Linked DNA regions of Homo sapiens: region 1 is linked to region 2. Evidence: chromatin loops called from intact Hi-C (ENCODE). Cell type or tissue: dorsolateral prefrontal cortex. All regions are shown on one strand. Each heading gives the region's core, and the rest is flanking DNA. Links, peaks and the distances in the headings are about the cores only.

Region 1 (5,388 bases), core at 136-5,135, 85 kb after region 2:
TATAGAATAATTTAAGATAAAATAATAGGATGCCATTTTTGCATATCAAATTAGTAAATATTAAGTCCATATGTATAGTTTGGGAATTAATTGACCAGTACTTAACAAGAAACTTGAAAATGCTCATTTCTTTTGATGTACTAGTTCCACATGTAGGAGTCTATCCAATGGAAATAATTCTAACAGCTAAAAAGCCCCATGCATAAAAATGTCCACTGCAATGTTTTAAAGCAAAATATTATTTGCTTTAAAAAAAGCAGAAAGGAGAAAGAAAGAAATAAGAACAAAGGAGTAAGAAGAATATTTAATGTATGCTTACCATATGGAGGTTATATAAATTATCCCATTTAAATCTCACAGCAGTTCCATGAAGTAGATATGATCACCATTTTATAGAAAAGGTAAGATGTTTTTGCATGCTCAGGGAGACTAAGTTCTTTAAAGAAACTTGGCTAGTAACAGTGAAAAAATGGAAACAGCCTAAATGTAAATAGTAGAATGGTTAAGTAATCTAGAGATTTGATGAATTATTTTTAAATTTTTAATATAAAAGAATACAATGGAAAAATAGTTTAGGATAAGATGTTAAAAATGCATAATAGAAAATGTTATATTCAGTATGATTGAAATACACAGAAAAAAGACTGGAATAAAATAAATAAGCACTAACCAAACACAACAGAACCTGACCCTGAGATTGTATCAAGGAATGTAGTCGGCTGGTGGCCCTGAGAACAAAGCAAAGTGCAGTTAAATTATCAGGCCGTGTAAATGATGAAGGGAAGCCCAGAAAGACCCTGAAAGGCTCAAAAACAGTTTAAGCAATTTGGCTAACACAGGAGATAGAAAAAGTAATTTGGGGCAGATACGGTAAATCTTCTATAACGCGTAGGGCTGTAATTCTTTTCATGGCAAGTTGCTGGGAAAATCATAAATTGGTCATGGTTAAAACGTCAGAAGACTCAAAATTACAAGAAAAAATAATGAATTATGAAGGTTTTGGCTTACTCTAGAAGTCGTACTACATTTTCTGAGAGAAGTAGGAGGTGAGACGAGAGTAAGTAACTTCTGCTCTCTGAATATTTCAATTAGGCAGCTGGGGAAATGTGGGTGGAAAAATAGAAATCTTTACTTTCAAGTTATTAGAAGAAAGTATCTGTCTATGTAAGCTTTAGGGAAAAGGGGCCTGGGATAAACACATGTTCAAGCCATAGAAAATGTCATTTATGTACACCTACCTCCCTAGAGCAGACTAATCTTCAATTGTATGAATTTGATAGCATTTTGAAGAACTTAATAAATATCCTAAATATAATGTTTTAAAACTCAGCCTTTGTATTTCCTTTGTCTCCTACTTTCCCTGGTCTCTTATCCATTTTCATATTCTTTCTTATTATATTAAAAAAGAAACCATATATATTATATATATGTGTATACACATATACACATACACACATGTACACACACACACACACACACACACACATATTACTACAGTTAATTTGGAATTTTTCATTTATGGCCACTATTGACCAAAAAGAAACACAACAAAAAACAAATGCTTGGTCAACTCAGCATGAAGTGCACAGGTATGTGGGAGTAGAACTTAGCACATTCCAAATGCGATTGGTTTCTATTTAATGAACACCATCTACCCTCACCTACTTTGATGGCCAAAAAGTGAATTTTTCTTCTGCCACTGTAACAATGACTACTGCATAATACCTGGTTGTCACCTCTCCACTATAAATTCTGAGAGGGCAGACCATACTTGTCTTGTTTACTGCGGGAGCCCCTGCACCAGACAGCGGCTCAATGAGTATTTGTTGAATGAATGAATGAGTGAGTGAATATACAAATCCTACTCATCTCTCCAGACTTAGCTCAAGCCCCACCTTCCTGATAACATCTTTCCTCAAAGCCCCAGTGACCGATCTGATTATTATATTACCAGTGTGCACCACTACTTAACACACCTGACTCTACACATCATTTTTATCATTGTTTTTCAGGTGTTGGTGTTTTGTTTTGTTTTTTTCAATTTAGAGAGAAAGGCTCTTCAAAGACACTTATATACATATATATTTATTCTATTTCTCAAAGCACTTTTTACAGGACACATGTAAAATCCTCAGCAAACACCTGTTAAATTCAATGGTTAAATCTTTTAGATGACTTTTGACTTTGTGGTATTTCTAAACATTTTCTCTGCTGAATGCATGCATTGTATTAGGATTTCACCACGTGGTGGACAGAAAACAGGGAATTTAGTGTCAGCTGAGCTGAGTTTATAGCTCTGCCATTTCAATGCTGGAAAAGTCACCGAAACTCTGCTCTTCTGTTTCTCTATTTGTAAAATGGAAACATTAACAAGAGCAATAACAAAAAGAAATATCTACCTATCATAAAGGGAAGACAGTGCAATCAAATGGGATAATGTAGGTGAATGAGTTTTGCAAATTGGAAAGCAAATATTAGCCATTCTATTTACCAATTTTAAAAAACGCAATTGATGTTGCAAGACTGTGTATAGCAATAACAGTTAGTGTGGCTTTTTCTGAGAACAAGGCTATTAGGCAGAAGAGAAAGGTGATGAGGAAAAGAATCTCAAGTACAACTTGCCAAACATGCCCCAGTCATAAATAAAAGACTGTGTCCAACACTCGCGGTACAGAGAGATTACCAGGCACCTGTCACCTACACCCTTCGGCACTGCTGCAAGCATCTCTGAAACCAGGAGAAAGCTTACCAGACACGAGCTGCTGTCCAGGCAACCCTACGGGAACCATGCCCAGGTTATTCATGGCTGTAGCCCAGGCTGTGGGATCTGTCACGGACATGTTGAGCTGGGTCGTGTCTATCGCTATACTCCCCAAACCATCGGCTGCTGTGGGGAAAAACAAACCATGATTTAGAGTCCATAGGCAAGGGTGTTTGTTTTAAAGAAAATCACATTTCTAGATATGTGAGGCTTCATTTAGCACATTCCCAAACTACAAAAAAAAAATAAAGAACTATAATCTGCAGCAATGTTTTCTCTAGACATAAACACAAAGTGTTTCCAAATACTTTCTGGGAGAAAACTTAATGACATGTAGTTTATATTATACACAGCATGCTATTAAGGAGGTACCCCTGGAAAAAAATCGAAGAATTGTTTCCTTCTCCCAGTGAAACAACGTTAGTTAAGTCACAAGGCTGAGAGGCAAAGCAGTAATACTCTCTTGGTAAAACAAGTTAATTGGCTTACTGTTTCTAGGTGTAATTCTTGAGCAGGCAGGCCTTCTATCTAATAAGAAAATAGTTGTCAAGCAGTAGAACTGGTCCTGACTGAATTTATTAAGTGTTACCTCGTAATCTATTCCTTCCTTTACAAACTTTTACATTATTACACTAAGAAAATACAGGTGTCTACCTAACGTGACTTTTCTGAAGGATTTCTAAATAAATAAATCAAATTTAAAAACAGGTAGCACAAAGCTTAAGAAAACACAAAACAAAACAGAAGAATGTGTCAAATTTGACTTAGTGCTCTTTCATTTTCACTAGTTCTACAGACTGATTTCTTTATGGGCCCAGGCTCCTGGTTCAATGCATATTTTTCAAGGTGGGGCAAGCTTTTCCACTAAGAACTCAAAAAATCCTTGTTTGTGTCCTGTGCTGGCCACTGGCATTTACCTGCAGCCATCATCTGAGGAAGCTCCTGGGGAAGCTGGGTGATGTTCTCAACTCCACCTGCATCTACCATTGAATTATGAGTGTCCAGAGGGGCAGGAACACTTTGATGGCTGAGTGCAGGGTCCCCTCGGAGGTCATCAGATTCTGCAAAACGGGACAGAAGTGTGGTGAGAAACCTTAATAGTTAACTGAGATAAAACGTCAAGGAACAAACTGTTATCTATTCAAAATCAAAAACAAAGACCGATTTCCAGTCTCAGGCACAGAAGAAATGCTGCTTCCCATCGCTCAGCGGCTGTCTTGTGGCTCAGTTAAAACCTTAGAGCCCTGTGAGATGTGTGGGTCAACTCATCGACTCACCAGGAGCCTGGGCTGGCTGAATAAACAGCCCCATTTGTGAGTACCTCAAAGGCCTTGCTTCCTACTGAAGCACCTTCACAAATGGGGGCTTATCAGTCCCTGCACAGCCTTTTCCACACACACTACACATCAATGGAGAGGGCAGAGTCAGGGCTAAAGAAGATTTTTTTAAGTTAAAAAATTAATTGATGCTGTTACTTTGGAAGATGGTCGTCTGTGGAATGTATTCAGAGAGGGAAAAAAGTTGGGAGGAGGAAGGAAAAAGGAAGAACCCATTCACCATGCAGCTGGAAAAGGAGGGTACCTAAATTACAATAGTCAGGAAAGGCAGAAGAGAAGAATGGCATGCTGTCCATAAAGGAAGATCTAGAGGGTGTTAGGGAGGCAAAGGAAGAGCATTTGGTTTTTTCAGCTCATTGGAAAGATAATTTAACTGGCCACAACTTTTTGGTTTGAATTTTCCTTAGAATTGCCCAGCTTATATATATATATATTTTTATATATTTATATATATTTATATATATATATTTATATATAGTCTTTTAATGCACTTATCTAATAAATATAACAATTAAACATTAAAGTTACAAAGTTCTTCTCAATCTCACACTATTTATAAAATGCTATGCCTTCTCTCCACCCTTAGAAATGCAAAAACAGAGCTTTCACATGTATTTTAAGTGCACTTTCACCATTTCAAAACTCAGATGAGTGGCATGACAAGTTTGATCTTAAGTAGATTAGATATAACAACTAAGTCTAAATATTTATTTTTATTTTAGTATAAATTTAGAAGTTTTTCTAAACCATGTTCCTGTTAATGATGATTTTAGAATTAGATCTTATGGTTTGACAGTGTATCTAATGTGAAGTTCGAACCTTTTATGGCATGTCTTTTTGTTTCTTTCATTCTTAGGTATAAGAATCAGTAATTCCTTGAGCACTGCACTGTCAAAAAGAACTTCTGATCAGTTGAGCAGAAGTTTAATTCAAATGGAAGCTAAGGGTTCAATTCTCAACAACAGGTGAATAATGAGCAAATAGTTTTTATGGTCTCAACAAATCCCTAGCCCTCAACTAGAGGGGTATGTAAGATAGTGTGGAATTTTTTTCCAATTGTCTGTCAGGAAGATGAATCATCATCATCATCCAACAGTGAATGATTCTAACTTTGGAAGCAAATTGTACTGAGAATAAATATTTTATTCCTTCCCACTATACTATCCAAATGAACTCAGAACCTGCATGTGTATTGTGCATCAATTATCTTAGGCTATGGGTGCCATCAGACAAAGAGATTCTCACCATAGAAAATAAATTCAACAGCATAAGAAATGCATAGCTAACCTA
Region 2 (5,388 bases), core at 150-5,149:
TCTACTGACAAAGAGCCCAATTCCCAAAGAGGTGGCTTAACACTTGAAACAAGGAAAAGTCAGGTGGAAAGAATAAATGAGGCTGAAAGGGACTGTTGTTTAGTCCCTGCGATTAATGACAAACTGTCATATGGTAGTTGTTCTTGTGGGAAAGGGTGGTGGAAAAGAAAAAAAAATTGAGGAAAAAGAGCTGAGGGTGTTTCCACAGGGTGCCTCTGGTTCAGCATTAAATCACTAGTACACTCTAATAAATCTGTAGAGGTGTTGCAGATAATTAACAGATGCTGTACATGGGAATGTGGGAAAAAATCAAGCCAATTATCAAGCTTATACGCAACTGAGAAATCATCCACAATGTTAAATTACCAACTGGTATTTAATCAATTCAGCGACATGCAAGAGAAAATCACAGCTAATTTAGAATTCTGTGGCCTAATGTATATCAAAAGAGGTGGGGAAAGTAGCAGGAAGGCAAAAAGACCCTTCGCAGGAGCACCTTTGACAGCTGCACTCCATCTGTCCTTCTGGAGCATCATTTCTGTCTCCTAGTACCAAACAAAGCAAGCAGGCTCCTTAGACCTGCATGGAAGCCTTCACACGTCCTGCTCCCCACCACACCCACGCAGAGGAGGCAGGGTTAAGCGAAGGTGAGAAGTTGAGGCAGACATGGCAGGAAGTGTGATTCAGATCAATATGTGACATTTGCTGACACTCACATTCTAATGATGGCCTTTTTATGCTCAGGTTTATTCGGCAGCAGGCCACCAGCCTTTCTCTCAACATTCCTTTTAATCATGTTTGGTTTTTATGTGAAAAAATAAATAATTCACAGACTGATCATTCCCAAATCTGAATCATAGTTTATGGACTCCAATTTGTGTTTTCATAACCCTCAGTTTGTCTACTGCATCACAAACAGAGGACTCTTTTTTTTTTAATCTTGAAAATCAGCCTTGACCTCAGTCTTAAGTCAGAGTCAGGGAGAACATCAGGTAAGCACCCTTCATTTTTCTGGCCCCTGAAAAATTAAAGAGAAATCCCACCTCTTCCTTACTCATAATCCTGAACAGAAAAACAGAACTGTATCAGTCACCAACCACCGTAGGCATTAGTGAACAAACTAAAAAATGTCCTTCTTAACAATAAATTGCACTAGCATTTTAAGTGTCACATTATTGTGAAGTCATTCGGTATTCACCATAATAACAGTGATAATAAAGAATTCATTTGGTATTCATGTGGATATTACATCTAGTGCTATTGGTATTCAACTGTAATTTAGCATTAGTTAATGGGCACTTAAAATGCTACCCAAATGATTGATATCATAGTACTTTGTGATTCCTCAAACTCTATATAAAATACTTATTTTACAAGTGTAAGCCAAAATCATTAAATAAATAAACCTTACCTTCCATAAGTTTGGGATTTTGAAAGAGGGGAATGTCATTTAGAGAACTTTAATATTAACATGCTAGAGATGGAGAGGCATCCAAATGAAAAACATTCTTTCATTAAAAAAAAGAAGCAAAGACAGTATACTTACTTTTAAATTACAGGTTCAAAGCGTACACTACTCTGTGGAGTTAAAAATAACAGCTGGACGACCAGTGACTAATGACACATTTTGGTCCTTCTAAGTGGCAAGGAGGTCAAATTCTAGACTGTTCTCTTGGGGGTAGATACTCACTTCACACATGCATGGTTGCTGATGGGTGGACCCAGTTGGCCTAGATATTCACTCCCCTTACAACATTGGATCTGGAGAGAAGTGTAATAGGACTTAATGGCTAGCATAGGGACTAAGATGTTGCTTATGATAAGAAAATATGGACGGAAAGGCGTACTTGTCCAAAGAGCAAACTGTCATCATCACGTAGAACACTAAAAAAAAAAACCCTCTGTATTTAAAAGCCAGTTTTCTATTGTAAGCTCCATTTTTCTTCAAAATAATTTGCTAGGGAAAGTGTCTTGGTTTATTTCTGAAATCTTTACTATGAATGGGAAAAAGTATTTTCTCCCATTGCAGGGGAGAAAAACACTGTGTTCCCTAAGTGTTAAGTCAGCTGCTTTTCTGGACAAGGAACAAATCTCAGCTGCATTTGGAGCTGACAGTGAGATCAGACAATGGCAGGCGGACTGCCCACTATAACAGAAACCATCATGGCTGCAGCCATGCTATTCTCTGCCAATCCAGCTGTGTGATGGTGGTTAAAAAGTAATAATAAAATCACCAACCTCAGAATGCTTTCGCCAAATGTCTATGTTCTTGCGCTGGGCTTTCGAGAAATGGTCCCAAGCTTTTTGTCTGGTAGAAGCGTTGAAAACGGCCACAATCTGCTCAACTTTGGTGAACAAGGAAGTCAAACAAGACAAGTAATTTATGTTGTGATCACTATAGGGAAGCAAAGCAAAGACACTAGGAGTCTATGGATGATGTCACAATAGAAACAACATCATCAATATCCATCCAATTTGTGCCTTTCGTACTTACATTTTAGCAAGGTTGGGGATGTCTCCCTTCAAGTCTGTCTCCACAACTTTAGGTTAAAACAAATTCTAAGTATGACCGGGAGAAGGGCAAGGGCATCTACTTCCAAGCATTCTTTAGCTGTTGTTTCAATATGTGATTTGGTCTATCTATATACCTAGATCTATAGATATATAGACACTGGTGTTGGCATCCAGATATACAGACAAAGTAATGCAAGGGTTGGGTGCAGAGAAGTGAAGTCAGGGAGAAGTGGCTGAACGAGGAAGAGCCAAACATATCATTTTCTCTTTTGGTCTTTATCTCAAGGACTCAATCACAGTCCTCTCAAGACATTATCATGTCCAAGTTCCAAATTGGGACAATGAATAGCCGTGCCATGTCTCCCCTCAATCTCAGGGGGCCATTTTTCCTCCTTGGCTCCTTTTTCCTCCCCCTGTTGCACTGACTGCAGCCAGCCCTCCAGCCCTCTGGCAGGGAACAGGAACCATAGCCTCTACCTCAAGACAGACCAAAGCTCACCCAACCAGTGGCACTGGCATGCAGGTCTTATTTCAACCACCATATGGCACCCTCCATAGCTCCTCATGATCACATTCCATTATCACTTTCACAAGGCTCCCCGCCCTCTGGCTCCCAGACCACTTGAAGTTCTAACTCTATTATCTTGACTTAATTTAGTACTTCTGCTGCTTTCAGGCCTGGTGCTACTGGACTGGTAAATGTTGAGGGGTTATGAACAAAACTACATAGACAAAGGCATGGGCTCTTAGTAGTGGGTATTATGGGTGGAGCCAACTAACTGTAGACTTAATCTTGCTTAAACAGTTATTGATCCAGTAAGCATGAGATTAAGGAAATTAAAGCACTAAATTAATCATATGATTAAACCTGAACTTCTAAATTTTTAGTTAAGAAGGCTCAGTTAAAATTAGCTTCTCAAGGATTCTAACACCCCATCAACATAAATCTTTCATAAGTGATTCCCAAGGCTCTATTATAAAAAAGGACATCAAAGCTCTTCCAAATCTTCTGGTGTCCAAAGAATGTCAAAGAGCAATAGAGTAATCCCCACAGAAGAACAACACTTGGTGCCATAATTTTTAAATTAGCACACAAAATAAATGTATGATGGAGCAGAAGGAAAAAAGCAGATTCCATTCACTTACAATATCGTGAATACTTTTCTATGCTGATGAACAACTACTTCTCAATCTATGGCTGATTTTCACAGAGGGCTTTTATCTTTTTGCTATTAATATTTTTACTATTTTCCACTTCAGGAGAATCCCAACCCCAAATCTCCTTATTTAGCAAAACCTGTCATCATGTCACATGATGAATTTATTTGACTCAATTTTAACAGGAGGATTTGCCTTCAATTTGTCTCATACTCTCCTTGGGCACATGTGGCTTCCCTCCTCGACCTCAACTGGAAGAACTAAACTCCAGACTAAACACCTGGGGCTGCTCTAAGTGCTGGCCATCAGCTGACCACTGATCCTTAGTGCTCTGGTTGGCTGTCCTGCAGCACAGCTGGCAGAGGAGAGAACCTGTTCCAGTGGATCACCGGGGCTTTCTGCATGTTTTGTCTGTACACAGGCTGGGATCATTGGGAATTTCAGCTGCCTTCTGTAGGGGCAACACAGAACAGTCAGCCCCAAATCTAGGCTGGCAGGGGTGGTGATCAAGAGGTTATTAAAGAGTAATGGGCTTCGTTGCTTATAATAACATAGCTCTTTGGCATCATTTAGAAGAGGAAGAACTATGATGTCCTGACACCAGTCCTAAGGGGAAAGGACAATATGGGTTGAGACTGAGTGTTTGGTTGGTAATAGTGAAAATTCTGACATCAATCAGAGAAGGCTGTTAATAAAAATGAAACACTAAAGAAAAGTATATCTGTTCATAAAAACGTGTAAGGGGCCAGAGAGAATGAAGGTAAGGAAGACTAGTAATGCACCTGGAGGAGTACAGAAAAGAAAGAACTAAGAAGAAGGACCCAATGGCCCAATAGTGCACAGGTTTAGGGGTAAAAGGAGATCCCCTAATATCTACTCAAGCCATGTGCTATTAGATATTTCCTGTTTGTGGCTAAGTGCCTCGGTTACTTAGAACATGTTATTACCATATCCCAAGGCATAAGTTCAGTTCATTCATTCATTCAACAAACATCTGGATTCCTGTTAGCTACCAGGAACTTGATTAATTGCTAGAAATATATGATCAAGGCCCAGTCTTGTCTTTGATGCAATCATAGTCTCGGAAGAGAAAGAAAGACAAGCAGATAATTATCCTGTGCAAGAGAGGTGCAGATGACAGCTTTGAAGACACAGAGAAGAGAAGAGAGTAGCTAAGTAGATAGGTGGCATTAGAAAACATTCCACAAATAGGGCAACATTTCTGCCAAGTCTTAAATAGTGAAGCAATGCCTGCTTGGCAGAGAAGGCAGGAGTGGCCTGTTCAAAGGCTGGTATAGAGTTGTGGGAGGATGAGTGAAAGTAGCTGTGGGGCTGGGGCTGGGGCTAGTGTTAGGTATGAATCAAGAGAGACCATGTATGCTAACTCTGATTGGGAACTTTATATTGTAGGATTGGCTTGGGAGAAATTACAAAGGAATGAATTAAGGCAGAGGCTCTGGCATGGAGTGTGGCACAGGCAGTCATTTGACAGGGAGACTTGATAGGAGGAGGCAGCTGACTTGCTACATGGGAGGAGGAAGAGGGGTGCGAGGTACCACGATGACTGGAGCTGGTAAGTACATCCCAAACTATGAGAACAAGCATCGGTGGAGGGCTGAGAAAGAAGATAAGGAATTTACTTTTGGACGTATTGAGTTTGAGATGCCTGAAGACCATCCAAATGGAGCTGAAATATGGATTAGGGGTTCAGAAAGA

The links. A loop is a pair of places that touch in the nucleus more often than their neighbours do. Peaks named below come from ENCODE experiments on the same cell type or tissue, not always from the same donor. Only the 100,000 strongest peaks of a DNase experiment are listed, where the experiment ranks them.
Region 1: it touches region 2 in a loop (4-fold over the local background); 1 of 110 quality-filtered maps calls a loop at or near these places.

Annotation. Positions count from the first base shown.
Region 1 is chr13:43,409,167-43,414,554 of GRCh38, forward strand. It overlaps ENOX1 (ecto-NOX disulfide-thiol exchanger 1), which reads right to left. Exons shown (of 17, transcript NM_001347969.2): 4 at 3,679-3,822; 5 at 2,750-2,887. The coding sequence starts at 3,748. Among named protein-coding and RNA genes, the nearest start is that of ENOX1-AS2, 37 kb to the right of the region's middle. In dorsolateral prefrontal cortex, for the core only: a CTCF peak has its summit at 2,270; a DNase peak (open chromatin) is centred at 2,785; H3K4me3 peaks cover 652 bases; H3K27ac peaks cover 2,643 bases.
Region 2 is chr13:43,324,181-43,329,568 of GRCh38, forward strand. ENOX1 (ecto-NOX disulfide-thiol exchanger 1) reads right to left here. Exons shown (of 17, transcript NM_001347969.2): 10 at 2,239-2,345. Among named protein-coding and RNA genes, the nearest start is that of ENOX1-AS2, 120 kb to the right of the region's middle. In dorsolateral prefrontal cortex, for the core only: no CTCF peak of the experiment used is centred there; a DNase peak (open chromatin) is centred at 2,141; H3K4me3 peaks cover 779 bases; H3K27ac peaks cover 3,613 bases.